2 separate regions of the Homo sapiens genome follow, and region 1 is linked to region 2. The links are chromatin loops, found by intact Hi-C in ENCODE. Cell type or tissue: HCT116. All regions are shown on one strand. Links, peaks and the distances in the headings refer to the core of each region. The heading gives the core; the rest is flanking DNA.

Region 1 (15,348 bases), core at 2,548-10,547, 250 kb before region 2:
AAAGAAAAAACCCAAATAACAACAACAACAACAACAAAAAAGACAAAGGCTATGGACAGGAATTTACAGGAGAAGAAATGAACACCCAATACTCAATAACAGATGAGAAGATGTTCAGCCTCACTGGTGAGGGGAGGATGCAGGTCAAAACAATAGATAGTTGCTATTTTTTAACCAATCAAATTAGCAACAATTAAAATGATTCATAATATCCAGTTGATAAGGTACTAGGAAGAGGTTTTTGTTTTTGTTTGCTTGTTTGTTGTTTTGAGACAGAGCCTCACTCTGTCACCCAGGTTTGAGTGCAATGGTGCAATCTCGGCTCACAGCAACCTCTGCCTCCTGGGTTCAAGCGATTCTCCTGCCTCAGCCTCCCAAGTAGCTAGGACTACAGCCACCCGCCACCACGCCCAGATAATTTTTTGTATTTTTAGTAGAGACGAGGTTTCACCATGTTGGCCAGGCTGGTCTCAAACTCCTGACGTCAAATGATCCACCCACCTTGGCCTCCCAAAGTGCTGGGATTACAGACATGAGCCACCATGCTCAGCCTAGATCAGCCTTTAAAATGAACATGACTCCACACCTACCACAATGGCTAAAATGAATAAAACTAACAATGCCAAATTTGGAAAGAATGTATAGCAACTGGTGCTCACTTTTTTTTTTTTTTTTAAGTGTAAAATGGTACAGCCACTTTGGGGAAAAAATGTGGCAGTTTCTTTTCTTTTTTTTTTTTTTTTGTCTTTTTCTTTTTTTAATGTGGCAGTTTCTTATAAAACTAAACATATGCCTACTCTATGAACCAGCAATTCCGCTCTTAGGTTATTTACTCAAGAAAAATGAAAATGTACATGCATAAAAACACTTGTACAGAAATGTGCATAGCAGCTCTCTTCACAATAGCTAAAACCTGGAAGCAGATCAGGTGTCCATCAATAGGAGAATATATATAATCTTATATATTCGTACAGTGGCATACTCAACAATGTAAATGAATGGACTACAGCTACATGCAACAACAGGGATGACTCTTAAAAACATTATGCTGAGTAAAATAATTTTTACACAAAAGAACACATGTTTGGCCAGGTGCGGTGGCTCACACCTGCAATCCCAGCACTTTGGGAGGCTGAGGCGGGCAGATCACTTGAAGTCAGGAGTTCAAGACCGGCCTGGCCAACATAATGAAACCCCATTGCTACTAAAAATACAAAAAGCCGGGCATGGGGGTGAGTGCCTGTAATCCCAGGGAGACTGAGGTAGGAGAATTGCTTGAACCCAGGAGGTGGAAGTTGCAGTGAGCCGAGATCGCACCACTGCACTCCAGCCTGGGTAACACAGTGAGACTCTGTCTCAAAAAAAAAAAAAAAAGAAAAAAAAAATCACATGTTTTATAGTTCCATTTATATGAAGTTCTAGAACAGGTAAAACTAAACTTTGTGGAATCAAAGTTGAAGGTTTGCCTATAGGAAGTTAAGGAAAGAAATTGACCTGGTGGGGCATGAGGGAATTTGTTGGGGTGATGATAAGGTTCTGGGCTGGGTGTAGTGGCTCACATCTGTAATCCCAGCACTTTGGGAGGCCAAGGCAGGAGGACTGCTTGAAGCCAGGAGTTCAAGACCATCCTGGCCAACATGGCAAAACTCTGTCTCTACAAAAAAAAAAAAAAAATAACTAAGAGCCAGGCATGGTGGCACATGCCTGTAATCCCAGCTACTTGGGAGGCTGAGACACGAGAGTCTGTTGAACCCAGGAGGTCAAGGCTGCAGTGAGCCATGACTGTGCCATGCACTCCAGCCTGGGCAACAGAGCAAGACTCTGTCTCAATCAACCAGTAAAAGGTTCTGTGTCTTTATAGAGGTTTTGGTTACACAGGTGTATGGATTTTTAAAAACTCAGCAAAAGTTGACTTAAGATTTGTACATGTCATTGTATGTAAATTTTACCTTGAAAGAAAAAAATATGTATAAACATTGAACTTTAATTAATTATATATGAGCCTTTTTTAAGGGGGAAGTATACTGATGCCTGCAATTTGGTTTGGAATGTATCAAAAAGGAAAATGAATGGATGAATGGACAGAGTGATAGACAGATATGAGATAAAGCAAGTCTAGTAAGCTCACGCCTGTAATCTCAGCACTTTGGGAGGTTGAGGTGGGCAGATCACCTAAGGTCAGGAGTTAGAGACCAGCCTGGCCAACTTAGTGAAACCCTGTCTCTACTAAAAATACAAAAATTAGCCGGGTGTGGTGGTGGGCACCTGTAATCCCAGCTACTTGGGAGGCTGAGGCAGGAGAATCACTTGAACCTGGGAGGTGGAAGTTGCAGTGAGCTGCGATTGAGCCACTGTACTCCAGCCTGGGTGACAAAGCAAGACCGCATCTCAAAGAAAAAAAAAGGAAAAAGAAAAAACAATAAAACAGAAACATGATAGTTGTTGTGTAGCCAATACAGTAGACAAATAAATAAAATGAATTGTGGAAACACTAGCCTAATATTACATTACCAATAATTTTTGGCAAGATATTTCAGGTAAAACAACATTAGATGAAACTGACATTTAATGTGATTCCCTTTGTAAAAGTTTTCATGAAAATAAATATAGGCTGGGCACGGTAGCTCACACTTGTAATCCCAGCACTTTGGGAGGCCAAGGTGGGAGGATCACTTGCGCCCAGGAGTTCTTGTTGGAGGCGACTCTCTGAAGAGTCTATAGGCAGCACAGACCTCACTGCCACCCTGGCAACATAGTAAGACCCTATCTCTACAAAAAAAAATGTTTAAGGCCAGACACAGTGGCTCACATCTGTAATCCCAGCACTTTGGGAGGCCGAGGCAGGCAGATCACTTGAGGTCAGGAGTTCAAGACCAGCCTGGCCAACATGGTGAAACCTCATCTCTACTAAAAATACACAAAATAACTACTTGGGAGGCTGAGGCGGGAGAATCGCTTGAACCCATGAGGTGGAGGCTCCTGGGTGAGCTGAGATCATGCCATTGTACTCCAGCCTGGGTGATAGAACGAGACTCTGTCTCAAAAAATAAAAAACAGCCAGGCATGGTGGCACGCACCTGTAGCCCCAGCTACTCTGCAGGCTGAGGTGGGAAGATCACTTGAGCCCAGGTGGTTGAGGCTTCAGTGAGCCATGATCATGCCACTGCACTCCAACCTGGGTGATAGAGCAAGAACCTGTCCAAAAAAAAAAAAAGGAAAATACAGTCTTTTATCATTTAACAATGGGATACATTCTGAGAAATGCATCATTAGGTAATTTCATATTTGCATGAACATCATAGAATGTACTTACACAAACCTAGATAGTATAGCCTATTATATAACTAGGCTATATGGTATAGCCCAGGGGTCCCCAACCCCTGGGGCACAGACTGGTACCAGTCCCTAGTCTATTAGGGCTGCACAGCAGGAGGTAAGTGGCTGGCGAGCAAGCATTCCTGCCTGAGCTCTACCTCCTGTCAGATTAGCGGTGGCATTAGATTCTCATAGGAGTGGGAACCCTACTGTGAACTGCGCATGCGAGGGATCTAGGTTGTGTGCTCCTTATGAGAATCTAATGCCCAATTATCTGAGGTGGAACAGTTTCATCCCAAAACCATTTCCATCCCTGCCTTCAATGGAAAAATTGTCTTCCACAAAACTGGTCCCTGGTGCCAAAAAGGTTGGGGACCGCTGCTATAGCCTGTTGCTCCTAGACTACAAACTTGTGCAGTGTGTTACTGTATTGAAAACTGTAGGCAACTGTAACACAATGGCATGTATGTATGTATGTATTTATTTGACGGAGTCTTGCTCTGCTCAGACTGGAGTGCAGCGGTGCTATCCTGGCTCACCACAACCTCCATCTCCCCGGTTCAAGCAGTTTTCTGTCTCAAGCCTCCCAAGTACCTGGGATTACAGGCACCTGCCACCATGCCTGGTTAATTTTTTTATTTTTAGCAGAGATGGGGTTTCACCATCTTGGCCAGGCTGGTCTTGAACTCTGCACCTCAGGTGATCTGCCCGCCTCAGCCTCCCAAAGTGCTGGGATTACAGGCGTGAACCACCGCACCCGGCCAACACAATGGTATTTCTGTATTGAAACATAGAAAAGGTACAGTAAAAATGTAGTATTGGCTGGGCGTGGTGGTTCACGCCTGTAATCCCAGAACTTTGGGAGGCTGAGGTATGTGGATCACCTGAGGTCAGGAGTTTGAGACCAGCCTGGCTAACATGGTGAAACCCAATCTCTACTAAAAATACAAAAATTAGCCGGGCGTGGTGGTGCGAGCCTGTAATTCCAGCTACTCGGGAGGCTGAGGCAGGAGAATGGCTTGGACCCAGCGGGGCAGAGGTTGCAGTGAGCAGAGACTGTGCCATTGCACTCCAGCCTGGGAAACAAGACAGAAACTCCGTCCCCCCACCACCCCCCCAAAAAAAGTATCAAAAATTAACAAAAGGTACACCTATAATGGTCCACCTAATGGCACTTACTATATAAATGGAGCTTGCAGGACTGGAAGTTGCTCTAGAAGGGCCAGTGAGTGAGTGGTAACTGAATATGAAGGCCTAGGACATTACTGTAGACTTTATAAACACGGTACACTTAGGCTAAATGTATTTATTTATTTTGAGACAGAGTCTCATTCTGTCACCCAGGACGGAGTACAGTGGCACGATCTCAGCTCACTGCAACCTCCGCCTCTGGCTTCCAACAATTCTGCCTCAGCCTCCTGGGTGGCTGGGATTACAGGCACGCGCTACCATGCCCAGCTAATTTTTGTATTTTTAGTAGAGACAGGGTTTCACCATGTTGGCCAGGCTGGTCTCAAACTCCTGACCTCAGGTGATCTGCCCACCTCGGCCTCCCAAAGTGCTAAGATTACAGGCCTGAGCCACCGCGCCCAGCTGGCTAAATTTATTTTTAAAAATTTCTTTCTTCAATAGTGAATTAACTTTAGCTTGCTCTAACATTTTTACTTTATACACTTTTTAATTTTTAAAAAACTTTTACGGCCGGGCGCGGTGGCTCACGCCTGTAAACCCAGCCCTTTGGGAGGCCGAGGCGGGTGGATCACGAGGTCAGGAGATCGAGACTATCCTAACACAGTGAACCCCCGTCTCTACCAAAAATACAAAAAATTAGCCGGACGTAGTGGCGGGTGCCTGTAGTTCCAGCTACTCGGGAGGCGAGGCAGGAGATGGCGGGAACCCGGGCGGCGGAGCTTGCAGTGAGCCGAGATCGCGCCACTGCACTCCAGCCTGGGCGACAGAGTGAGACTCCGTCTCAAAAAAAAAACAAAAAACAAAAAACTTCTTAGGCCAGGTGTGGTGACTCAAGCCCGTAATTCCAACACTTTGGGAGGCTGAGGCCGGAGAATTGCATGAGCCTGGAAGTTAAGACCAGCCTAAACAACTTAGTGAGATCCCATCTCTACAAAAAATAAAAAATAAGCTGGGCATGGTAGCGCCCATAGTCCCAGCTACTCTGGAGGCTGAGTGGGGAGGATCACTTAGGCCTGGGAGTTTGAGGCTGCAGTGAGCCATGATCAAGCTACTGCATTCCAGCCTGAGTGACAGAGGGAGACCTTGTCTCAAAATAAAAAACAAAAACCAAAAAAACCCACTTGACTCTTTTGTAATAACACTTAGCTTAAAACACACATTCTACAGCGGTACAAAAATATTTTCTTTCTTTATATCCTTATTCTATAAGCATTTTCCTATTTAAAAAATTTTTTTGAAACACCATGACTGGCTAATTTTTGGGCTTTTTGTAGAGACAGGGTTTTGCCATGTTGCCCAGGCTGGTCTTGAACTCCTGAGCTGAAGCAGTTTGCCCACCTCATCCTCTCAAAGTCGCTGGGATTACAGGCGTGAGCCACCTCACCCGGCTAATTTTACTTTTTAAACTTTTTTTGTGAAAAATTAAGACACACACACACCAACACACACACACACTAGACTAGACTAGGCCTACACAAGGTCAGGATTACCAATATCACTGTTTTCTATCTATATATCTTGTCCCACTGGAAGGTCTTCAGGGGCAATAACACGCGTGGAGCTGTCATCTCCTATGATCATGGTATCTTCTTCTGGAATACCGCCTGAAGGACCTGCCTGAGGCTGTTTTACAGAAAACTTTTAAAAATATAACTAGAAGGAGTACATTCCAAAATAATGATGAAAAGTATAGTATTTAAACACACAAACCAGTAACTTTTTTTTTTTTTGAGATGGAGTCTCGCTCTGTTGCCCAGGCTAGAGTGCAGTGGCATGATCTCAGCTCACTGCAGCTTCTGTCTCCCAGGTTAAAGTGATTCTCCTGCCTCAGCCTCCCGAGTAGCTGGGATTATAGGCGCGCGCCACCATGCCCAGCTAATTTTGTATTTTTTGTAGAGATGGGGTTTCACCATGTTGGCCAGGATGGTCTTGAACTCCTGACCTCGTGATCCTTCCACCTCAGCCTCCCAAAGTGTTGGGATTACAGGGGTGAGCCACTGTGCCCAGCCCATAGTCATTTATTATCAAGTATTCTGCACTGTACATAATTATGTGTTCTAGAATTTTGTATGACTGTTAGCACAGATTTGTTTACACCAGTGTCACCGCAGTGCTAGGATGCTACCGCAGCTACAACATCACTAAGCAATAGGAAGCTTTCGGCTCCATTATATTCTTAAGAGACCACTGTTGTATATGCAGTCTATTGTTGACCAAAATGTGGTGCATGACTGCAGTTATTGTTAGATGATGTGTTTTGAAGTGTGGTATGGGAACTATAGTCACTGGAATAATAAACATATAAAGTATAAGTTTCTAATTCTGAGATGAGTAAGATGAGGGTAAGATCATTACATTTGTTAAAGAGCTGGTACAAATTCACAGGTATCTGTTCCAGCTTCTTGTTTCCTCTTTGCTTTTTTTTTTTTTTTTTTGAGAGGGTCTCACTCTGTCGCCCAGGCTGGAGTGCAATGCCATGATCTTGGCTCACTGCAACCTCTGTCTCCCAGGCTCAAGTAGTACTCCCGAGTAGCTGGGACCACAGGTGCGTACCACCACGCCTGGTTAATTTTTTGTATTTTTTGTAGAGATAGGGTTTTGCCATGTTGGTCAGGCTGGTTTCAAACTCCTGAGCTCAAGCGATCTCCTGCCTTGGCCTCCCAAAGGGCTGAGATTACAAGCGCAAGCCATCGCACCAGGCCCCTCCTCTTTGCTTTCTATTAGTCTTTTATCTCCCTGGTCACCAGCGGTTTGTCCAACCGCCTATTTTCCCCTTTTCTTCCAATGAAGAGTCCCACATCTTTCTTTATTAAATTTAAATATTTTTCTCACTTGAATATCTCAGATAACCGATGATCCTCCTAGTTAGTTACAGTTTTGGTGATGAAGACATTCATTTATTCCTCAAATGTATGCAAATTATCAATTTATCATCACTTAACTTCAAACTTAAGCTTTTTTTGCCCTGCTTTGTGCAACCAGCTGGACTCTATAAACATTTCTTCTTTCCCAGCTAGAGCAATGTTAGGCCCTGTCAATAGAGGGCGCCAGAGGGACACTGCAATAGCAGAGGCAGGGGCTTAGTGATTTCAGTGTAATTTTTTTTTTTTTTTTTTTTTAAAGACGGAGTCTCGCTCTGTCGCCCAGGCTCGAGCGCAGTGGCGCGATCTCGGCTCACTGCAAGCTCCGCCTCCCGGGTTCACGCCATTCTCCTGCCTCAACCTCCCAAGTAGCTGGGACTACAGCTCTCACGCCAACACGCCAGGCTAATTTTTTGTATTTTTTAGTAGAGACGGGGTTTCACCGTGTTAGCCAGGATGGTCTCGATTTCCTGACATGTGATCCGCCCACCTCGGCCTCCCACAGTGCTGGGATTACAGGCGTGAGCCACTGCGCCAGGCCAAGTTTTTTTTTGTTTTTTTGTTTTTGAGACAGAGTTTCACTCTCGTTGCCTAGGCTGGAGTGCAATAGCGTGGTCTCAGCTCACTGCAACCTCTGCCTCCGGGGTTCAAGCAATTCTTCTGTCTCAGCCCGCCACCATGCCTGGCTAATTTTTGTATTTTTAGTACAGGCGGGGTTTCACCACGTTGGCCAGGCTGGTCTCGAACTCCTGACCTCAGGCAATCCACCCGCCTCAGCCTCCCAAAGTGCGAGGATTACAGGCTTGAGCCACCGTGCCCGGCTTCAGTGCAACTTTCTTCTTCATCCTACAGTACAGCTCCATGGGGAATGGTGCCCACCCTGCAGTGAGTTTGCTGGCACCCTGGTGGGTGGCCACAGATCTTCCAGCCCACACCTGTGGCACCTCAATGAACTTCACCATCCAGCAGGCGGCAGACATATCCTCTCTGAAGAGGTCTAAATCCCAGTCTTTGGTGGGGCATGGGAAAGGAAGTCCTCTTGCAAGTTTCTTCTTTCCTTGAGTACTCTCCTTCAACCTTAAAGGTAATAGCTGGTCCTGTTGTCTTTGCCATTTGCTACATTTGCTATTCCTGTTTGTTTATTTATGTATTTAAGAGAGGGTCTCACTCTGTCCCCCAGGCTGGAGTGCAGTAGTGCAATCATGGCTCATGGCAGCCTCAACCTCCCAGGCTCAGGTGATCCTCCTGCCTCAGCCTCCTGAGTAGCTGGGATGATAGGCATGCACCACCATGCCTGGCTAATTTGTTGGCCAGGCTGGTCTCAAACTCCTGGGCTCAAGTGATCCTCCCACATCGGCCTCCCAAAGTGCTGGGATTACAGGCATGAGCCACCATGCCTGGCTGTATTCCTGTTTTCTTTGGAGCCCTGTTTCCATTTTAGTAGATAATTACCTGTGCTAGTCAATTTTGTGTGTCAACTTGGAGGGTGTTTTGATGAGATTAACATTTAAATCTGTGAGCTTTGGGTAAAGCAGATTGCCTTCCATAACATGGGTGGGATTCATCCAATCAGCTCAAGTCCCAAATAGAACACAAAGAGCAACCTTCCTGAGGGGATTCTCCAGCAGACTCTGTGGACTGGAACTGCACTGTCAGCTCTCCTATGTCTCCAGCCTGCCCACACTGCAGATTTGGATTTGTGAGCCTCCATAATCCCATGAGCCAATTCCTTATAAGAAATCTCTCTTGGCTGGGTGTGGTGGCTCATGCCTGTAATCCCAGCACTTTGGGAGGTAGAGGTGGGCAGATCACCTGAGGTCAGGAATTCGAGACCAGCCTGGCCAACATGTGAAACCCTGTCTCTACTAAAAATACAAAAATTAGCTGGGCATGGTGGCAGGCGCCTGTAATCCCAGCTACTTGGGAGGCTGAGGCAGGAGAATCACTTGAACCTGGGAGGTGGAGGTTGCAGTGAGCCAAGACTGCACCATTGCACTCCAGCCTGGGTGACAAGAGTGAAACTCCGTCTCAAAAAACAAACAAAACAAAACAAAACAAAAAACGTCTCCCCACCTTTTACTAGTTAATAATTCTTTTTTTCTAGGCCGGGCACAGTGGCTCACGCCTGTAATCCCAGCACTTTGGGAGGCTGAAGCGGGCAGATCACGAGGTCAAGAGATCGAGACCATCCAACATGGTGAAACTCTGTCTCTACCAAAAATACAAAAATTAGCTGGGCTTGGTGGTGTGCACCTGTAGTCCCAGCTACTCGGGAGGCTGAGGCAGGAGAATCGCTTGAACCCCAGAGGCGGAGGTTGCAGTGAGCTGAGATCGTGTCGCTGCACTCCAGCCTGGTGACTGAGCGAGACGCCGTCTGAAAAAAATAAAAATGAAAATAATAATTCTTTTTTTCTTCCCCCCACTCCCCCTGCCCCGAGACAGAGTCTCACTTTGTCGCCCAGGCTGGAGTGTAGTGGCATGATCTTGGCTCACTGCAACCTCCGCTTCCTGGGTTCAAGCAATTCTCTGTCTCAGCCTCCCAAGTAGCTGGGACTATAGCCATGTGCTACCATGCCTGGCTAATTTTTGTATCTTTGGTAGAGACAGGGTTTCACCATGTTGGCCAGGCTGGTCTCGAACTCCTGACCTCTCAGGTGATCCACCTGCCTCAGCCTCCCAAAGTGCTGGGATTACAGGCGTGAGCGACCACACCTGGCTTCTTTTTTTCTTTTTTCTTTTTTATTGAGACAGAGTCTTGTTGCCCAGGCTGGAGTGCAGTGGCATGATCTTGGCTCACTGCAACTGCCACCTCCTGGGTTTAATTGATAATCCCACCTCAGCCTCCCGAGTAGTTGGGATTACAGGTGTCCACCACCACACCTGGATAATTTAGTATAATTCTTTATATTAAAGTTTCTATGTTCAAATTCGTGGCATGGTTTATGTCTCTGGGCTGTACACTACTGACATCAGCAGTGGACCTGACACAGGGCACATACATGTAAGTGACTTCAGCAAACTAACAGGAAATGGCTGTCCTCCATAGTTGAAGAAATGGACAGAGGAAAAGTCAAGAACATTTTTCATAAGAACAGTAATGGAGATGTTTGTTTAGGGCCCTCCAGAAGCAGAGCGGAGGGATGCCATAAGGCTTCCCAGGAGAGTTGATGTCTGAACTGAATATTGAAGGAAAAATAGGAGTTTTCCTGGCCAGGCTCGGTGGCTCATGCCTGTAATCCCAGCACTTTGGGCTTCTGAGGCAGGTGGATCACCTGAGGTCCAGAGTTCCAGACCAGCCTGGCCAACATGGTAAACCCTGTCTCTACTAAAAATACAAAAATTAGCCAGGTGTGGTGGCGCATGCCTGTAATCCCAGCTACTCAGGAGGCCGAGGCACAAGACTTGCTTGAACCTGGGAGGCAAAGGTTGCTGTGAGCCGAGATCGCGCCACTGCACTCCAGCCTGGGCAACAGAGCGAGACTCCATCTCAAAAAAAAAAAAAAAGAAAAAGAAAAAAAAAAGCATACAAATATACAGTTAGAAAAAATAAGACCTAGTATGTTTTTTGTTTTTGTTGTTGTTGTTGTTTTGAGACGGAGTCTCGCTCTGTCACCCAGGCTGGAGTGCAGTGGCACGATCTTAGGTCACTGCAACCTCTGCCTCCCAGGTTCAAGCAATTCTCCTGCCTCAGCCTCCTGAGTAGCTGGGATTACAGGTGCGTGCCACCATGTGCACCTAATTTTTGTATTTTTAGTAGAGGTGGGGTTTTGCCATGTTGGCCAGGCTGGTCTCAAACTCCTGACCTCAGGTGACCCACATACCTCAACCTCCCAAAGTGCTAGGATTACAGGTGTGAGCTACCGCATGCGGTTTTTTTTTTTTTTTTTTTTTTTTGGGACAGTCTCGCTCTGTTGCCCAGGCTGGAGTGCAGTGGTGCGATCTTGGCTCACTGCAACCTCTGCCTCCCAGGTTCAAGCGATTCTCCTGCCTCAGCCTCCTGAGTAGCCGGGATTACAGGCATGCACCACCACACCAGCTAATTTTTTTGTATTTTTAGTAGAGACAGGTTGGCCAGTCTGGTCTCGAATTCCTGACCTCAGGTGATCCGCCTGCCTCAGCCTCCCAAAGTGTTGGGATTACAGGCGTGAGCTACCGTGCCCAGCCAACTCTGTCTCTTTAAAAAACAAAACAAAAAGACATACTAGGGCCAGGTGTGGTGGCAGGCACCTGTAATCCCAGCTACTTAGCAGGCTGAGGCAGAAGAATCACTTGAACCCAGGAGGCGGAGGTTGCAGTGAGCCAAGATAGTGCCATTGCACTCCAGCCTGGGTGACAAGAGCGAAACTCCGTCTAAAAAAAAAATAAAATAAATAAAGATAAATATTTAAGGGGATGGACATCCCAATTATTCTGATTCAATCTTTACATATTACATGAATATATCAGATTATCATACGCACCCCAAAAATATGTACATCTATTACGTATCAATAAAAAAATAATAAAAGGGAAAAAAACAGAGCCAAGAAGAGGCTCCAATTAAACTTAGAGAGGGAGAGGGAGTAAAGTCCAGGCTGCCAGCACTGACAGAGTAAAGTCAGGGCAGCACCGAGTCCTGCTGGAAGAATGGGGAAAGTGTGAGCAGGTGCGCATTCACTGTCAGCCTCTCTTCCAAATACCCAAGGCTAAGGAATTACAAGCCAAGAGACTGCCTCATCCCAATGCTACTTCCTCCGAGGAGTTTAAAGGTGAAAGCTCAGAAGGGCCACCTGACCACAGTGAGGGCAAACAGGAGTGAGCCAGAGTGGTTTTGTGGTGCCTGGTGCTCCCTGCTCTGGGGCTACTCCCTCTCTCTCCTTAAATTCATCTTGACTACATTAGTCATCTTTGCTGAGGTAACAACCAACCTCAAAATCTCTTTAGCTTACAACAGAGGCCAGCAAATGTTTTCTGTAAAAGGTGAAACAGTAAATATCTTGGGCTCTGTGGGATGGACATATCGTCTCTGCTGCAACTACTCAGCTCTGCAGTTATAGCGTGAAAGCAGCCACAGACAATATATAAATGAATGAGAATGGCTGTGTTCCAATAAAACTTTATTTATGAATACTAACAATTTGAATTTCATATAGTTTTAATATCTCAAGATATTCTTCTTCTTTTGATTACTTTTCCACCCTTCGAAAATGAAAAAAAAAAAAAAAAAAAGCCAGGTGTGGTGGCTCATGCCTGTAATCCAAAATTTTGGGAGGCCTAGGCTGGAGGATCGCTTGAGCTCAGGACTTTGAGACTAGTCTGGGCAACATGGCAAAACCCCATGTCTACAAAAAAATTTAAAAAATTAGCTGGGCTTGGTGGCATGCACCTATATTCTCAGCTACTTGAGAGGCTGACGTGGGAAGACCGCTTGAGCCCAGCAGGTCGAGGCTGCAGTGAGCAGTGATTGCACGACTGCACTCCAGCCTGGGCAGTGGAGCGAGACCCTGTCTCACACACACACAAAAAGCAAACAAACATATAAAAAACAATTCTTAGCTTACAGATCTTACAAAAACAGAGAGTAGACTTGGTTCAGCCCATGGACTGTAATTTGGCAACCCTTGCTTTACAAAAACCATCTATTTCTTGCTCACGTTACATGTTGGTGACTACAGGGCAGCTTCCGTGCTCACCCCATGACCCAGGCTGAGCTGCAAGAGCAGCCCCTACTTGGGTCATACTGTTTTTGCAGCAGAGAGGAAGAACAAGATTGCTGGTGAAAATGCATCATGCCTCTTAAAGCTCCTGTTCAGAGCTGGCACGCTGTCACTGCTTACATTCCACTGGCCCAAGCAGGTCCCAAGGCCAAGCCAGACACTGGAGCAGGGAACTGCACTCTGCCTACAGAGAGTCATTGAAAGTCACATAGCAATGGGTGGAAATGTATAATCCTCTTGGGATGAAGGAGGGAACATTTGGAAAGACTAATAAGACTAATACAGTATACCATCATGAATAACACCTTCTCCCAACACACATTAGGACAATACTAGTCAAAATGTGGTCCAAGGAATGATGTACCTAGTCTACGGTGAGTACAGAAAGCGAGAGCAAGCATTTTAAAAGTTTTACAGCAATTTGATATTGCTGCAATAAATAGGCCCACAAGAGATTGGGAACAAAAATAATCTGGTTCTTTACCACAGAAACGCCGCATTAGCGAGAGAGTAGCCAATACTCCAGAGAACATGACTTTACAGGACAGAATACAACCACCATGAGAAAAAGGGTAAGCTGGCCAGGCACGGTGGCTCACGCTTGTAAACCCAACATTTTGGGAGGCCGAGGTGGGAGGATCACTTGAGGCCAGGAGTACAAGACCAGCCTGGGTAACAAAACAAGACCCTGTCTCCACAAAAAATAAAAATAGGCCAGGTAATGTGTCTCATGCCTATAATCCCAGCACTTTGGGAGGCTGAGGCGGGAGGATGGCTTGAGCTCAGGAGTTAGACAGCAGCCTGGGCAACAACATGAGACCTTGTCTCTATTTAAAAAAAAAAAAAAAAAAAAAAGGCTAGGCGTGGTGGCTCACGCCTGTAATCCCAGCACTTTGGGAGGTCGAAGTGGGCAGATTATGAGGTCAGGAGATCGAGACCATCCTGGCTAACATGGTGAAACCCGTCTCTACTAAAAATACAAAAGTTAGCCGGGCGTCTTGGTGGGCGCCTGTAGTCCCAGCTACTCAGGAGGCTGAGGCAGGAGAATGGCGTGAACCTGGGAGGCGGAGCTGGCAGTGAGCCGAGATAGCGCCACTGCACTCCAGCTGAGGTGACAGAGCGAGACTCCATCTCAAAAAAAAAAAAAAAAAATTATCCAGGAGTGGTGGTGCATGCCTGTGGTCCCAGCTACACAGGGGGCTGAGGCAGTAGGATCACTTGAGCCTGGGAGGTCAAGGCTGCAGTGAGCCATAATCACGCTACTGCACTCCAGCCCAGATGACAGAGCTAGACCCTGTCAAAAAAAAAAAAAAAAAAAAAGGGTAAGCTAAATTACATGTACATATACACACAGTATATAGTGTAGTATATTATTATTATATACATAGATATATAATCTAAGAATTATTAGAATAGAGGGATCAAAAATTTAAAATAAGAATGATATACTTAGCCAGGTGCGATGGCTCACACCTGTAATTCCAGCACTTTGGGATGCTGAGGCGAGCAGATCACCTGAGGTCAGGAGTTTCAGACTAGCCTGGCCAATATGGTGAAACCTCATCTCTACTAAAAATACAAAAATTAGCCGTGTGTGGTGGCGGGCACCTGTAATCCCAGCTACCTGGGAGGATGAGGCAGGAGAATCGCTTGAACCCAGGAAGTGGAGGTTGCAGTGAACTGAGATCAAACCACTGCACTCCAGCCTGGGCGACAGAGCGAAGCCACTGTCTCAAAAAAAAAAAAGAGATATACTTAGAGAAGAGATTATGTTGACAATCTGAGGCAATAACGAGAAATCGTAAAGAAGAACCAAGAATAAATATTAGAATTGAATAGTTGAAAGAAAGAACAAAGAGATAGAATAATGGCAGGATGGATATAGTTGAATAAAAAGTTAGTAAATTTCAAGATTATATTTAGGACCTTTCCCAGAAGATAGTAGGAAAAGACAAAGAACTAGAGAATATAAAAATAAATCCCAGCTGGGTGCAGTGGCTTACGTCTGTAATCCCAGAACTTTCAGAGGCCAAGGCAGGCAGATCTCTTGAGCCCAGGAGTTTGAGACCAGCCTGGGCAACATGGTGAAACCCCATTTCTACAATAAAATACAAAAATTAGCCGGGCATGATGACATGTGCCTGTAGTACTAGTTACTTAGGAGGCTGAGGTGGGAGGATCACTTGAGCCCAGGAGGTTGAGGCTGCAGTGAGCTATGATCATGCCACTGCACTCTGGCCTGGGCAACAGAGGAAAACCCCATCTCAAAATAAAACAAAACAAAA
Region 2 (15,011 bases), core at 7,012-15,011:
TCTCTTGCCCAGGCTGGAATGCAATGGCTGCGATCTCGGCTCACTGCAATCTCTGCCTCCCGGATTCAAGCGATTTTCCTGCCTCAGCCTCCCAAGTAGCTGGGATTACAGGCGCCCGCCACCGCGCCTTGCTAATTTTTGTATTTTTAGTAGAGACGGGCTTTCACCATATTGACCAGGCTGGTCTCAAACTCCTGACCTCGTGATCCACCCACCTTGGCCTCCCAAAGTGCTGGGATTACAGGCATGGGCCACCACGCCCGGCCCGGTCTTGAACTCTTGACCTCAGGTGATCTGCCCACCTCAGCCTCCCAAAGTGCTAGGATTACAGGTGTGAGCCACAGTGCTAGCCTGGAATTTTTTTTTTTTTTTTTTTTGAGACGGAGTCTCTCTCTGTCACCCAGGCTGGAGTGCAATGGTGCAATCTCAGCTCACTGCAACTTCTGCCTCCTGGGTTTGAGCAATTCTCTCACCTCTGCCTCCTGAGTAGCTGGGACTACAGGTACACACCACCACCATGCCCGGCTCATTTTTGTGTTTTTAGTAGAGACAAGGTTTCACCATGTTGGTCAGGCTGGTCTTGAACTCCTGACCTCAAGTGATCCACCTGCCTCAGCCTCCCAAAGTGCTGGGGTTACAGGCGTGAGCCACCGTGCACGGCCAGAATATTTTTTAACAGTGTCACTACCCAGCTGAAACCCTCAAGGCTTATGGGGCCCAGCCTGACCTGTCGCCTGCTCTCCTCTGATTCCGTCTCCTACCATTCTTTCCATTGCTCAATCCTCCAGCCATACTGGCCTCCTCTCTCTTCCTTGAAATCCACCACTCCTGCCTCAAGGCCTTTCCACTTGCTGTAGCCTGTCTAGAAGACTCTTCCCCAGGTACCTGCCCTGACTGGCTCCTCAGTATTCAAGTGTCAGTTCCAATGTCCTTTTCTGTTTATTTTATTGTATTTTATTTATTTATTTTTGAGACAGAGTCTCACTCTTGCCCAGACTGGAGTGCAGTAGCGGGATCTCAGCTTACTGCAACCTCTGCCTCCCGGGTTCAAGCGATTCTCCTGCCTCAGCCTCCCGAGTAGCTGGAATTACAGGTGTGTACCACCACGCCCGGCTAATTTTTTTGTACTTTTAGTAGAGACAGGGTTTCACCATGTTGGCCAGGCTGGTCTCAAACTCCTGACCTCAGGTGATCTGCCTGCCTTGGCCTCCCAAAGTGCTGGGATTACAGGTGTGAGCCACCGCGCCTGGCTGATTTTATTTTTTAAAGATGCCTGTCACTCAGGCGGGAGTGCAGTGGCTCAAACATGGCTCACGGCAGCCCCAACCTCCCAGGCTCAAGCAATCCTCCTGTCTTAGCCTCCCAATATCTGGGACCCCAGCTGTGAGTCACCACGCCTGGGTAATTTTCAAAGTTTTTTGTAGAGATAGGATCTTGCCTTGTTGCCCAGGCTGATCTTGAATTCCTGACCACAAGCCATCTTCCTGCCTCGGCCTCCCATAGTGCTGGGATTACAGGTGTGAACCACCATGCCCAGCCTATTCTTTTCTTAGAGGGGCTTTTCTTGACAACCTAACTAAACCACTCTCCCCGCCCCCCGGCCCCACCAAAGCTTCCTGTTACAGCTCTGGAGTCTTCACTACCCAAAATTACATTGTTAGTTTACCTCATCCATGTATTCATCAAATATTTTTTGAACTCAACTCATAACATGTTCCAGGCACTGATTTAGCCTCTGGGGATAAACTGGTGAACAAGATAAAGTTCTTCTCCATTAACTATAGTCCCTAGTACTAGGTTAACACATGTTTGCTGATCAAGTGAATGGATACAACCATCTTGTTTTTTTCTTTTTTTTTTTTTTGAAATGGAGTCTTGCTCTGTCATCCAGGCTGGAGTGCAGTGGTGGGATCTTGGCTCACTGCAGTCTTCGGCTCCCAGGTTCAAGAGATTCTCCTGCCTCGGCCTCCCGAGTAGCTGAGATTACAGGCATGCACCACCACACCAAGCTAATTTTTAATTTTAATTTTAGTAGAGACAGGGTTTCACCATGTTGGGCCAGGCTGATCTCGAATTCCTGACCTCAAGTGATCTGCCCACCTTGGCCTCCCAAAATGCTGGGATTACAGGCGTGAGCCACAGCAATCTTAAAAAGAGGAGTTATTAGCCTTATTTTCATATGAGATCGTGACTTGTGTGATGGAGCTGGATTTGAACCTCGACCTGACTTCTTTTCCAGTACTTCTCCACCTCACCTCCTTTTTTACTGCCTTCACCCATGGACTGTTTCTTGGCTAATTCTGTTCTCCCTGCCTGGTGATCCAGGACAGAATCACTGACAGCGTGGGGCCAATGTGAAGAATTCCAGGCTAGGGGAGAAGGAGGTCTGCTTTGAAGTCTAGCCTCTGCAAGATTAAGTGTGATCTTGGAGAGTTTACTGTGTTTCTCTGGGCTTCTGATGTCACATTGCCAAAGTAGGAAGAAAGTCCTTTGGAAAGTGTGGGGCTGAACCTATGTATGAGGGGCTGTACTGCCAGCCACTGTGGTTCTGCTCTGGGCATCTCCCTGGCTTCCCAGGACTGTGTCCTGGGACTGGCCCCTGCCCCTCTGGGGGCCTCTGCCCACAGCCTTGCCATCCCACTAGCAGCTCTGGGCTCCTGCCTGGCTGCTGCAGGCTCCGAGCTCTTTCCCCAGGGAATTACGCTAGGCAGCCAGGAGGCTTGCAGGTGGGCACCCTGCCAAGTCTAGTCTGGTAGCCCCTCCACCTACCATCTGGCAGCTGGGACCCCTGCCTTAACTCTGGACTTGCAGGCAGGGTGAGTGATCTGCTGCTGGATTGAGTATCTTCGGTCCTCCTAATCATACTCTACTGGAGCAGAGCACCCACGGACTCCTGGCCTCAGTTGCCTTTCTGTGCCCCTGCACCCCATTTAAGGGGTGGGGTCGGCAGATGGGCGGGATCAGTGGCGAAGGTGGGAGGAGGACATGGAGAGCAGCCCCTCCCCCTCCTCTGTCTGGAGCCGGTGCTCTGCGGCGGGGCGGGAGGGCTCGCATCCCCATAGTGCTGGGTTACAGTGAAGGTACGCCCCGCGCTCTGCTCTGGAGAGGCAGGGTGGGATAGGGAACGTCTCGAGTGGCGCCCGCAGTCATGGTGGTGTTCGTTGGCCGCCGCCTCCCGGCGCTCCTAGGGCTGTTTAAGAAGAAGGGTGAGTGGGTGTGGCTTGGGGGGAGGGGAGGGATGCTCGATGCCTCCCTTTCCCAGACCCTTATGTAGAATGAGGAATCAAGGCTGGGCAAAAGTAATGGGGTGGGGCTGGGGGCTGATAATGAGGCCAGAATCTCCCATCCGGCTGTGCTTTTGTCCAGCCGCTTTGTTGCTGCCTTTGTCTGGGCCCTGCTTGTGGGTTGGGAGGATGGATCCAGGTGTCTCTGACCTTGAAGCCTGCAGCCCTCCCGTGAGACTTGCCTCCCTGCCGGGGTACCCACACTTTACTGGGTACAGCCTCCCAGTCAAGATGTACTAGCCTTTCCTAGTGTGCCGGGGAGGATGGGACGTGGGCGGCCCAGAAGAGAGGAGAGTAGTACCACTGGAAGTTGGGAAGCCTGCTCAGTGAAATCCTGTTTAGAGGCCTGGGAATGGAGAAGTTTTGGAGGGAGGGGCCTGTTCCTCCTTCCTTCTCCTAGGAATTGGGCTTTCAGACCTGGATTAAGACATAGGGACAAGAGTTTATTGGACTTTTGAGGGTTGGGGGCCCCTACTCTGAGTGTGATCCGGGAGTCCCCTCTGGGAACCTGGAGTTGAGTCCAGGGTCAGTCTGACTCCTACTGCTGGGTGACCTTAGGCAAGGCCTTGCCCCTTTGAACCGTTTCCCCACTTGTAAAATCTGGGGATCTCGGGCACTGGTCTGGTTGGATCTGTTGGGGGCCTCCTAGCTCTGACCTGTGGGATTCCTGCAGACTCCCTAGGGCAGGAGCTCTGGCTGTTGACGAATGGGCTGAGGGAGGAGGAAAGGCAGGTTTCTGAACTGAAGACCCTGCTCCTGGAGCATGGCCCTTTAAAGGGCTTGTTTTGTTCCCGTCCCTTTATAAGGTGTTACCAAGGTCACATGACCCTTCCAGCGCTTTTGCTTATGTTGTGGGTTTCATTTAAAGGGGGGGCTGGGGCTGCAAAGTGCTGACACAGCCCCCCATCCCCAGGATTAGATGGCCAGCCCCTCCACAGGCGGGGCTTGTAACAGGATCCTTTGTAATGGATCCCTGGCTCCTCTGCAACAGGGGCCAGGGCCAGGGCCAGGGCCTCCAGGAGAGGGGGATACCTGGGACTATTTCCCCAAGAGAGACTGGAGCTCCCTTGGGCGGGTGGAGGGGCCTGGGTCTTTCTTCTCCCCTCCCCTGCCCATCCTTCCACTAAGGGGCAGCCACATGGGTGAGTAGGGGACCCAGGAGGCTATCTCCTTGGTCTGCATCCCCCCTAGGATTTTCTGGGAATATGGTTGTAACTCATGCCAGCTGTCTCTCCTTCCTGATTTCCCGTGATATCTTCTTCCTGGACCTGGTTCAAGTGGTGGCATGAAAAGAGTGGTTTGTTTTCCTGTGAAGTGGGGTTTTGGGTATGGAGGCGAGAGCAATGTATTTACTATGGGCTATGTGTATACTCGGGATGTTTTTTGTGGGGCTCTGAGTGACGTGTGAGTACATAGTCGTGTGTATACTTGGTTACTGTTTGTGTATATACAGAGCAGGGACTGTGGGTGTTGTGTGTTTACGTGCGGGCTGGGTGTGCTTGGTGTGTGTACCTATGTGTGTTTATACTCGGATGCCCTTTGTTTATATACATGAATGACATCTGTGAGTGCTGTGTACGTACACAGTAGACCTGTGTACCTGTGTGCCCTGTGTGTGGGGCCTTATATGGGGCCCTTTGTGTGGTGTGGGTACTCAGATTTATGTACACTTGGGTGTAGTTTGTGTATATGGGGGCTGTGTGTGTTGAGTGTTTACTCCAGAACTGTGGGTTATGTGTCCAGACTGGGGAAGGGGGCATTGCTTGTATATGCAATGGCCGTGTGCAGTCTGGGGACCATGACTGCCCTTGCCGTGAGACCTGTGCCCCTGCAGGGCCCAGATGCCTTTACCTCATTTCCCTTCCTCCTCCCTCCTACTAGGCTCTGCCAAGGCTGAGAATGACAAACATCTAAGTGTAGGGCCTGGCCAGGGGCCAGGGTCTGCAGTGGATGAGCACCAGGACAACGTCTTCTTTCCCAGTGGGCGACCCCCCCACCTGGAAGAGCTGCACACTCAGGCCCAGGAGGGGCTCCGCTCCCTACAACACCAAGGTAAGCTTCCTCTCCACTCCCCTCCCCTCTCCTCCCTCCAGTGCTGCACTGTCAGCTGTCAAGGTCAGGGGCCTAACCCAACAGACCCTTCTGGTGTCTTCCAGAGAAACAGAAACTGAACAAGGGTGGCTGGGACCATGGAGACACCCAGAGTATCCAGGTGAGCCCTGCCTCCAGCTCAGTCCTGACTCTTCTCTACCTGCTTGACCCCTGGCAAGGATGTCTTGGAACATTTCTGGGTCTCAGTTTCTTTATCACAAAGGGCTACACTAAATGAACCCTGAGGGCTAGTTCAGGGTTGCTCAGTGCTAGGTGATGCTGGAGGGGATCTGTGACTCAAAAGTTCGAGTGGGAGGCTGGGCGAGGTGGCTTACACCTGTAACCCCAGCACTTTGGGACGCTGAGGTGGGCGGATCACTTGAGGTCAGGATTTTGAGACCAGCCTGGCCAAAGTGGTGAAACCCTGTCTCTACTAGAAATACAAAAATTAGCCAGGCATGGTGGGAGGGTACCTATAATCCCAGCTGCTTGAGAGGCTGAGGCAGGATAATCGCTTGAACTTGGGAGGCGGAGGTTGTGGTGAGCCAAGATTTCGCTACTGCACTCCAGCCTGAGCTGGATTTGTCTCAAAAAAAAGTTCCAATGGGGAGCCTTGAGGAGACAGCCCCACCCAGATCTCCTTCTACCCTGATAGTCCTCCCGGACGGGGCCGGATGAAGACAACATCTCCTTCTGCAGTCAGACCACATCCTACGTGGCTGAGAGCTCCACAGCAGAGGACGCGCTCTCCATCCGCTCGGAGATGATCCAGCGCAAAGGTGGATTCATGGGCAGGGGAGAGGGACAGTGGGCTCCATTGGGTCCCAGCATCTGTAGCTTCTTTTCCTCCTTATCCAGTGTTTCACCAGGCTCTCTGATTCAATGAATTCGGGAAACACAGTACCCTGTGTCCTCTTGCACATTCGTGATACACACTAACTATAAAGCAGTTAAGAGTTAGAAAATCTTGGCGGCCGGGTGCGGTGGCTCACGCCTGTAATCCCAGCACTTTGGGAGGTCGAGGTGGGCGGGTCACGAGGTCAGGAGATCGAGACCATCCTGGCTAACACGGTGAATGAAACCCCGTCTCTACTAAAAATACAAAAAATTAGCCTTGCCTGATGGCGGGTGCCTGTAGTCCCAGCTACTTGGGAGGCTGAGGCAGGAGAATGGCGTGAACCCAGGAGGTGGAGCTTGCAGTGAGCCGAGATTGCACCACTGCACTCCAGCCTGGTCGACAGTGTGAGACTCCATCTCAAAAAAAAAATAAAAAAAGAGTTAGAAAATCTTAACTGTTGGAAGCCTGGTGTAACTAACTAGTGCCAGCTGTGTGACCTTGGGAAAACCCTTAACCTCTCTGAACTTCTGTTTGATGTTCTATAAAAATGAGGATAAGTACCCTATTGGAATGAATGCCAAATGTTTAGAATGACGACTAACACGTAATAATATGTTTACTAAATAGTAAGCTATCACTAAAGGGAAATTACCATCATTGACTTAGTAGCCTTAGTCTTACAGAAAGAAGCCTCTAGCTTTGTTTAACCTAGCCTTGCCCATACCTACTTGACTGTGGAAACCATTTCTCGCAGAGCTCTTATTACAAAAGTAGTGCCCTGCAGAATGTGCCTGGAGTCCTTTGCTCTAACAGTTTTTCTCCCACGACTGGCCCCCAGGCTCCACCTTCCGACCCCATGACTCATTTCCCAAATCTGGAAAGTCAGGGCGGCGTCGGCGGGAGCGGCGGAGCACTGTGCTGGGACTCCCGCAGCATGTGCAGAAGGAGCTTGGTGAGGCCTGGGTTAGGAGGGCAGTGGTGGGGTGGGTGGGGAGCCTTGGTCATCCCCTCTCTGCTGACCCCACCTCCTCCCTGTCCCTTCCAGGCCTGAGGAATGAGCGTGAGGCACCAGGCACGCCCCGGGCTCCTGGTGCACGGGATGCCGTACGCATCCCCACAGTGGACGGCCGCCCCCGAGGCACCTCAGGGATGGGGGCCCGGGTGTCCCTGCAGGCGCTGGAGGCGGAGGCGGAGGCTGGCGCTGAGACAGAGGCCATGCTGCAGCGCCACATTGACCGTGTCTACCGGGATGACACCTTTGTTGGCCGGTCCACGGGTACCCGGGCCCCACCATTGACCCGGCCCATGTCCCTAGCAGTGCCTGGATTGACAGGAGGGGCAGGGCCTGCAGAGCCCCTGAGCCCGGCCATGTCCATCTCCCCCCAGGCCACCTACCTGTCGAAGTTGATTCCACATGCTGTGCTGCCGCCTACAGTGGACGTGGTGGCCCTAGGCCGCTGCAGCCTGCGCACACTAAGCCGCTGCAGCCTGCACTCGGCCAGCCCAGCCTCAGTCCGCTCGCTGGGGCGCTTCTCCTCCGTCTCCAGCCCACAGCCCCGCAGCCGCCACCCATCCTCCTCCAGTGACACCTGGAGCCACTCTCAATCCTCCGACACCATTGTGTCTGACGGTTCCACCCTCTCCTCTAAGGGTGGCTCTGAGGGCCAGCCGGAGAGCTCTACGGCTAGCAATAGCGTGGTACCCCCTCCCCAGGGAGGCAGTGGGAGGGGCTCTCCCAGTGGGGGCAGCACTGCTGAGGCCTCAGACACACTCAGCATTCGGAGCAGTGGGCAGTTGTCTGGCCGGAGTGTGTCCCTGCGTAAGCTGAAGCGGCCTCCACCCCCTCCCCGCCGGACCCACTCCCTCCATCAGCGGGGCTTAGCAGTGCCTGATGGGCCATTAGGGTTGCCCCCTAAGCCTGAGCGTAAGCAGCAGCCCCAGCTGCCTCGGCCACCCACCACTGGTGGCTCAGAAGGGGCGGGGGCAGCACCCTGTCCACCCAACCCAGCCAACAGCTGGGTACCTGGCTTGTCTCCGGGTGGTTCCCGGCGCCCCCCACGGTCCCCAGAACGGACACTTTCGCCCTCCAGTGGATACTCGAGCCAAAGTGGTACTCCCACCCTCCCTCCCAAGGGCCTGGCAGGTCCCCCTGCTTCCCCAGGCAAGGCCCAGCCCCCTAAACCAGAGCGTGTCACGTCTCTTCGCTCCCCTGGGGCCTCCGTCTCCTCTTCCCTCACGTCTTTATGTTCCTCCTCCTCTGACCCAGCCCCCTCAGACCGCTCTGGGCCACAGATATTGACCCCCCTGGGTGACAGGTTTGTCATACCTCCTCACCCCAAGGTGCCTGCCCCCTTCTCCCCACCTCCCTCCAAGCCCAGGAGCCCTAACCCAGCTGCCCCTGCTCTAGCCGCCCCTGCTGTGGTTCCTGGGCCTGTTTCTACCACTGACGCCAGTCCTCAGTCCCCTCCCACTCCCCAGACAACCTTGACTCCACTGCAGGAGTCTCCTGTCATCTCCAAAGACCAGTCACCCCCACCTTCCCCACCCCCATCTTATCATCCACCCCCACCACCCACTAAGAAGCCAGAGGTGGTTGTGGAGGCACCATCTGCCTCAGAGACTGCTGAGGAGCCCCTCCAAGATCCCAACTGGCCCCCTCCCCCACCCCCTGCCCCTGAGGAGCAGGACCTGTCCATGGCTGACTTCCCCCCACCAGAGGAGGCTTTTTTCTCTGTGGCCAGCCCTGAGCCTGCAGGCCCTTCAGGCTCCCCAGAGCTTGTCAGCTCCCCGGCTGCTTCGTCCTCCTCAGCTACTGCTTTGCAGATTCAGCCCCCGGGTAGCCCAGACCCTCCTCCAGCTCCGCCAGCCCCAGCTCCTGCTAGTTCCGCCCCAGGGCATGTGGCCAAGCTCCCTCAGAAGGAACCGGTGGGCTGTAGCAAGGGTGGTGGGCCTCCCAGGGAGGACGTAGGTGCGCCCCTGGTCACGCCCTCGCTCCTGCAGATGGTGCGGCTGCGCTCCGTGGGTGCTCCAGGAGGGGCTCCCACCCCAGCACTGGGGCCATCGGCCCCCCAGAAACCACTGCGAAGGGCCCTGTCAGGGCGGGCCAGCCCAGTGCCTGCCCCCTCCTCAGGGCTCCATGCTGCGGTCCGACTCAAGGCCTGCAGCCTGGCCGCCAGTGAAGGCCTCTCAAGTGCTCAGCCCAACGGACCGCCTGAGGCAGAGCCACGGCCTCCCCAGTCCCCTGCCTCAACGGCCAGTTTCATCTTCTCCAAGGGCTCTAGGAAGCTGCAGCTGGAGCGGCCCGTGTCCCCTGAGACCCAGGCTGACCTCCAGCGGAATCTGGTGGCAGAACTCCGGAGCATCTCAGAGCAGCGGCCACCCCAGGCCCCAAAGAAGTCACCTAAGGCTCCCCCACCTGTGGCCCGCAAGCCGTCTGTGGGAGTCCCCCCACCCGCCTCCCCCAGTTACCCTCGAGCTGAGCCCCTTACTGCTCCTCCCACCAATGGGCTCCCTCACACCCAGGACAGGACTAAGAGGGAGCTGGCGGAGAATGGAGGTGTCCTGCAGCTGGTGGGCCCAGAGGAGAAGATGGGCCTCCCGGGCTCAGGTACAGTGGGCAGTGCTAGGGTGAGGTCCCATTGCTGATGATGGGAAGTAGGAATCTGAAGTCCCGCCATGGGGGATTTGTTCTTGGATCTTTAACTTTTCTGGTCTGAGAATGCCTGGGAAGGGCAAGCTGTCACCCTTGCTGGGGCCCAGAGGAGAATGGTGTGTGAGTGTCAGGCCTACTGTGTTTGAATTCCAACTTTGCCTCTTTCCCTACCCTTCCTAGCTACATTGTAAAGTGTGGGGCAGTGACACCTACATTATAGTGTCTGAACATGTGTAGGGTGTCCAGCCCAGTGCTGCGGGCACTGTCAGTAAATCAAAGCGGTAAGAAGGTTGGGTGAGGGTATGCTTTGTTGGGCTCCTAGTGCCAGAACCAAGCCAGGAGGCCCCTTGCTAAGTGTCTCTTATTTTTCTCCCCCAGACTCACAGAAAGAGCTGGCCTGACCACCAGGCACCTCACTGGCACTGCTGACCCATCCCAGAAACACAATCTCAGGGACCCGAGCAGCTCCAAGGACGAGAGGATACAGCAGACACAACCTAATAGAGAGGGCGCCTGCAGCCTTAACCTCCACGGCCTTCGATACTTATGCAAGCCTGGTGTTGCTCCTGTCCTCAGAGTCATCCTGCGCTCATGCCTTTTCCCGAATGGGTTCACCTCTGGCAGTTGCCGCTTCAGTCTTGGCCTTAGCCTCATCTTGAAGTGGGTAGCTGGCGGGAGAGGGTGGCTGCGCCCCCTGCTGGCCCTGAGGCTGCAGAGTTGGGAGCAGGACACCTCACCTGAGTTTCATTTTTTTTCATGTCCAAACCATGCACATACTATAGTCCAGAATCAAAGCACTTTTGAAAAGTGGCTGCATGGCCATCCTCCAGGGCCCAGGAAGTTGCATTCCAAGGGCCTGTTTACATGGCAGCAGAATCCATCCCCGGCAGTCAGCCCATAGCTTGGGACCAGTCTGTGCCCTCCTGCCCAGTCCAGTTTACTCCTCTTGGTTCCTGAAGGTGGCCAAGTCATTGTGTTCCCACAGGCTTCTCTAGGCTGGGGGCAGGTGTGGGGCTGTGGAATTCCAAAGCACAAAAGGTGCAGAGGGGATTGGCCTTCCTGTGCCTCAACTCACCAACCACCCTCCTGCCTTCCAGTTCTGCCAGGTGCTCCATGCTGGGGACAAGTAGGAGACTGCCAGGGCCCAAAGAAATGGGTGAGCAGTAGAGTCATCTCGGGGCACTTGGCAGTGTCAAGCACCTGCCCCTTGCCTCCTTGACCACACTGGGGTGGGTGGGCCCCCAGCACTTCAGAGGCAGGAGCCTTTGGGCTGAGCAAGCACTGAGGAGGTGGATGGAAGGGAGCATCTGGAGGGGGGGAGCTTCCTTGAGCAGTGGGCCCAGGCCTGGCCCTCCACACTTCATTCTCTGACCTTTCTCTCTCCTCATTTCGGTGCATGTCCTTTCTGCAGCTGCCTTTCAGCACAGGTGGTTCCACTGGGGGCAGCTAACGCTGAGTGACAAGGATGGGAAGCCACAGGTGCATTTTACTCAAGTCTTCTCTAGTCAATGAGGGGCACCCAGTGCTTCTAGGGCAGGCTGGGTGGTGGTCCCCTAGGTATCAGCCTCTCTTACTGTACTCTCCGGGAATGTTAACCTTTCTATTTTCAGCCTGTGCCACCTGTCTAGGCAAGCTGGCTTCCCCATTGGCCCCTGTGGGTCCACAGCAGCGTGGCTGCCCCCCAGGGCCACCGCTTCTTTCTTGATCCTCTTTCCTTAACAGTGACTTGGGCTTGAGTCTGGCAAGGAACCTTGCTTTTAGCTTCACCACCAAGGAGAGAGGTTGACATGACCTCCCCGCCCCCTCACCAAGGCTGGGAACAGAGGGGATGTGGTGAGAGCCAGGTTCCTCTGGCCCTCTCCAGGGTGTTTTCCACTAGTCACTACTGTCTTCTCCTTGTAGCTAATCAATCAATATTCTTCCCTTGCCTGTGGGCAGTGGAGAGTGCTGCTGGGTGTACGCTGCACCTGCCCACTGAGTTGGGGAAAGAGGATAATCAGTGAGCACTGTTCTGCTCAGAGCTCCTGATCTACCCCACCCCCTAGGATCCAGGACTGGGTCAAAGCTGCATGAAACCAGGCCCTGGCAGCAACCTGGGAATGGCTGGAGGTGGGAGAGAACCTGACTTCTCTTTCCCTCTCCCTCCTCCAACATTACTGGAACTCTATCCTGTTAGGATCTTCTGAGCTTGTTTCCCTGCTGGGTGGGACAGAGGACAAAGGAGAAGGGAGGGTCTAGAAGAGGCAGCCCTTCTTTGTCCTCTGGGGTAAATGAGCTTGACCTAGAGTAAATGGAGAGACCAAAAGCCTCTGATTTTTAATTTCCATAAAATGTTAGAAGTATATATATACATATATATATTTCTTTAAATTTTTGAGTCTTTGATATGTCTAAAAATCCATTCCCTCTGCCCTGAAGCCTGAGTGAGACACATGAAGAAAACTGTGTTTCATTTAAAGATGTTAATTAAATGATTGAAACTTGGCTGTGGCTACTGCTTCTTAATGTGGGGGGGACAGGGCAGTGGTCTGGGCCCACATTTAGAAGGGAAAATGTTTTGCCTGCTGCACACATTGGACCCAAGTATGGGCCTCTTCTGCCTAGTACTGCCAAAGGGACTGTTAAGGTGTCTTGTCCATCTTCTACCCCCCACCCCCCATTACAGGGTAAAGGAACCCCAGACTAGGTGAGGGGCCAGCAGCTGCCTCACACTTGTGTTCTCTCCTGAGATGGTCCAGCTCACATCCAGACACCCTTGTTCAGACATTTTATTTGAATTTATGACAGTGATGGGGATTTGACTGAGATGCCTTATGGAGAAGTACCCCACCCTCTATGAAGACAGAATCACTCTCTGCCATTCATTCTGCCTGATGCTAACAACACGCAGCTGATTTAGGGAGTGTCCCAGCCTAGCTGGATCAAGGGAAATTCCAGGAGCCCTGGGGCAGGCCCTGGCCCCCAGTGCCAAGCCTCAGAGTAAGCAGACATTGGGAAAGTTGCCAACCACTTGGTAGACCACTAGGTTCTCTGTTTTCCCTTCCCTTTCCTTTTCAAATCCCACAGTTTCCTGTTGGGGAGAAGCTGTAATTAGCCTAGTCCAGGTACCAGATCCCAGCTAGGGGCGCAGCTGCTTGGATAACTCCAAGAAAACCTGGGCACCAGTATTTTTCCAATTATAAGGACTGTGGCATAAATTTTTAAATGAGTTATATTGAAACCAGATTTCTCCAGCTGCCAAGGGAAGAAGGTAGGGCTGGACTCCCTGCTGTGGCCCAGCCCTTGTTAGGGGTTGGTCTCTCACTGCAGCCAGACAGGATGATCCTGGGTTCTGGGGAGGGTAAGCTGCCCCTTGCCGAGTTCTGCACCGAATAAAGAGTCCAAACCCGCTGCTTCCGTGTCCTGAGAGATGGGTAAATGGGTGATGGATGGAGCAGACTGAAGAGACAGCAGATGACTCAGTGGTGGAAGAAGGGGGGAAGATGCTGGGCTGGCTAGCTAATGTTCCCCCCTTTCAGCGATTTACAGGAAATGGAGCCCAGCTTGGTCATGAAGTTGGTTTGCTTCCACTGTGCGATGCACTCCTCAGAAATTTTGAAGTCAGCCTGGACAAGACAGATAAGAGAGATTTTAATGATGGTGGTGGGACTGCAAGAAAACCCCCCCTTTTTTGGAGGGGGGGCAGAGTTTTGCTCTTGTTGCCCAGGCTGGAGTGCAATGGCGTGATCTTGGCTCACCGCAACCTCTGCCTCCCAGGTTCAAGCGATTCTCCTGCCTGAGCCTTCCGAGTAGCTGGGACTACAGGCATGCACCACCACGCCCGACTAATTTTGTACTTTTAGTAGACACGGGGTTTCTCCATGTTGGTCAGGCTGGTCTTGAACTCCTGACCTCAAGTGATCCGCCTGCCTCGGCCTCCCAAAGTGTTGGGATTACAGGCGTGAGCCACTGCGCCCAGCCTGAAAACTCTCTTATATACCAGTAGGGTAAGGTAAGCTGGCTCAGCTTTTCTAAGAAATGTTTGTCAAAAGCTTTCACATTCATCTTTTGACTCAAGTAAGTTCATTTTAGGGAGTTAGTTTAAGAAAATAAACCTAAGTGCAAAGGCTTATGCATGAAGACATCTGTCACATCTGTCACATCATTCTAACAGTGAAAAACCAAATAACCTCAATGTCTAATAAGAGTTTAGTTAGATTGCCGGGCGTGGTGGCTCACACCTATAATCCCAGCATTTCGGGAGGCCGAGGTGGGCGGATCACGAGGTCAGGAGATTGAGACCATCCTGGCTAATACAGTGAAACCCCGTCTCTACTAAAATTACAAAAAATTAGCCGGGTGTGGTGGTGGGGCGCCTGTAGTCCCAGCTACTCAGAAGGCTGAGGCAGGAGAATCACTTGAACCTGAGAGGAGGAGGTTGTGGCGGGCCGAGATCACGCCACCACACTCCAGCCTGGGTGACAGAGTGAGACTCCGTCTCCAAAAAAAAAGAGCTTAGTTAGATTTTGATAATTATGGTAGAATACTATACAGTGCAACCCCTCAATTTTTTTTTTTTTTGGGATGGAGTTTTGCTCTCATTGCCCAGGCTGGAGTGCAATAGCGTGATCTTGGCTCACTGCAACCTCCACCTCCCAGGTTCAAGCAATTCTCCTGCCTAAGCGTCTTAAGTAGCTGGGATTACAGGCATACGCCACTGTGCCTGGCTAATTTTGTATTTTTAGTAGAGACGGGGTTTCTCTATGTTGGTCAGGCTGGTCTCGAACTCCCGCCCTCAGGTGATCTGCCTGCCTTGGCCTCCCAAAGTGCTGAGATTACAGGCGTGAGAGAAATCATGGCCAGGAGGCTTGGAACAGTGGCTCATGCCTGTAATCCCAGCACTTTGGGAGGCCCAGGTGGGTGGAACATGAAGTTAGGAGCTTGAGACCAGCCTGGCCAACATGGTGAAACCCCATCTCTACTAAAAATACAAAAATCAGCTGGATGTGGTCGCAGGCACCTGTAATCCCAGCTACTCAGGAGGCTGAGGCAGGAGAATTGCTTGAACCTGGGAGGCGGAGGTTGCAGTGAGCTGAGATTGTGCCACTGCACTCCAGCTTGGGCGACAGAGCAAGACTCCATCTTGGAAAAATAAATAAATAAATAA

What was found. Peaks named below come from ENCODE experiments on the same cell type or tissue, not always from the same donor. Only the 100,000 strongest peaks of a DNase experiment are listed, where the experiment ranks them.
Region 1: a loop joins it to region 2, with 16 times the contacts of the local background. A loop is called at or near these places in 38 of 110 quality-filtered maps.

Annotation. Positions count from the first base shown.
Region 1 is chr1:32,513,057-32,528,404 of GRCh38, forward strand. No RefSeq gene overlaps it. Among named protein-coding and RNA genes, the nearest start is that of ZBTB8A, 19 kb to the right of the region's middle. RefSeq lists enhancers at 8,124-8,173, 8,224-8,343. In HCT116, for the core only: a CTCF peak has its summit at 7,532 (motif pointing right); a DNase peak (open chromatin) is centred at 7,565; H3K4me3 peaks cover 428 bases; H3K27ac peaks cover 402 bases.
Region 2 is chr1:32,762,622-32,777,632 of GRCh38, forward strand. NHSL3 (NHS like 3) reads left to right here. Exons shown (of 7, transcript NM_020888.3): 2 at 5,166-5,336; 3 at 5,441-5,496; 4 at 6,031-6,154; 5 at 7,052-7,165; 6 at 7,259-9,820; 7 at 10,244-12,349. The coding sequence ends at 10,266. YARS1 (tyrosyl-tRNA synthetase 1) reads right to left here. Exons shown (of 13, transcript NM_003680.4): 13 at 12,618-13,470. The coding sequence ends at 13,360. Among named protein-coding and RNA genes, the nearest start is that of NHSL3, 28 kb to the left of the region's middle. RefSeq lists enhancers at 3,021-3,913, 3,914-4,807, 6,854-7,769 and a silencer at 10,387-10,681. In HCT116, for the core only: a CTCF peak has its summit at 10,586 (motif pointing left); DNase peaks (open chromatin) are centred at 7,054 and 10,540; H3K4me3 peaks cover 295 bases; H3K27ac peaks cover 4,265 bases.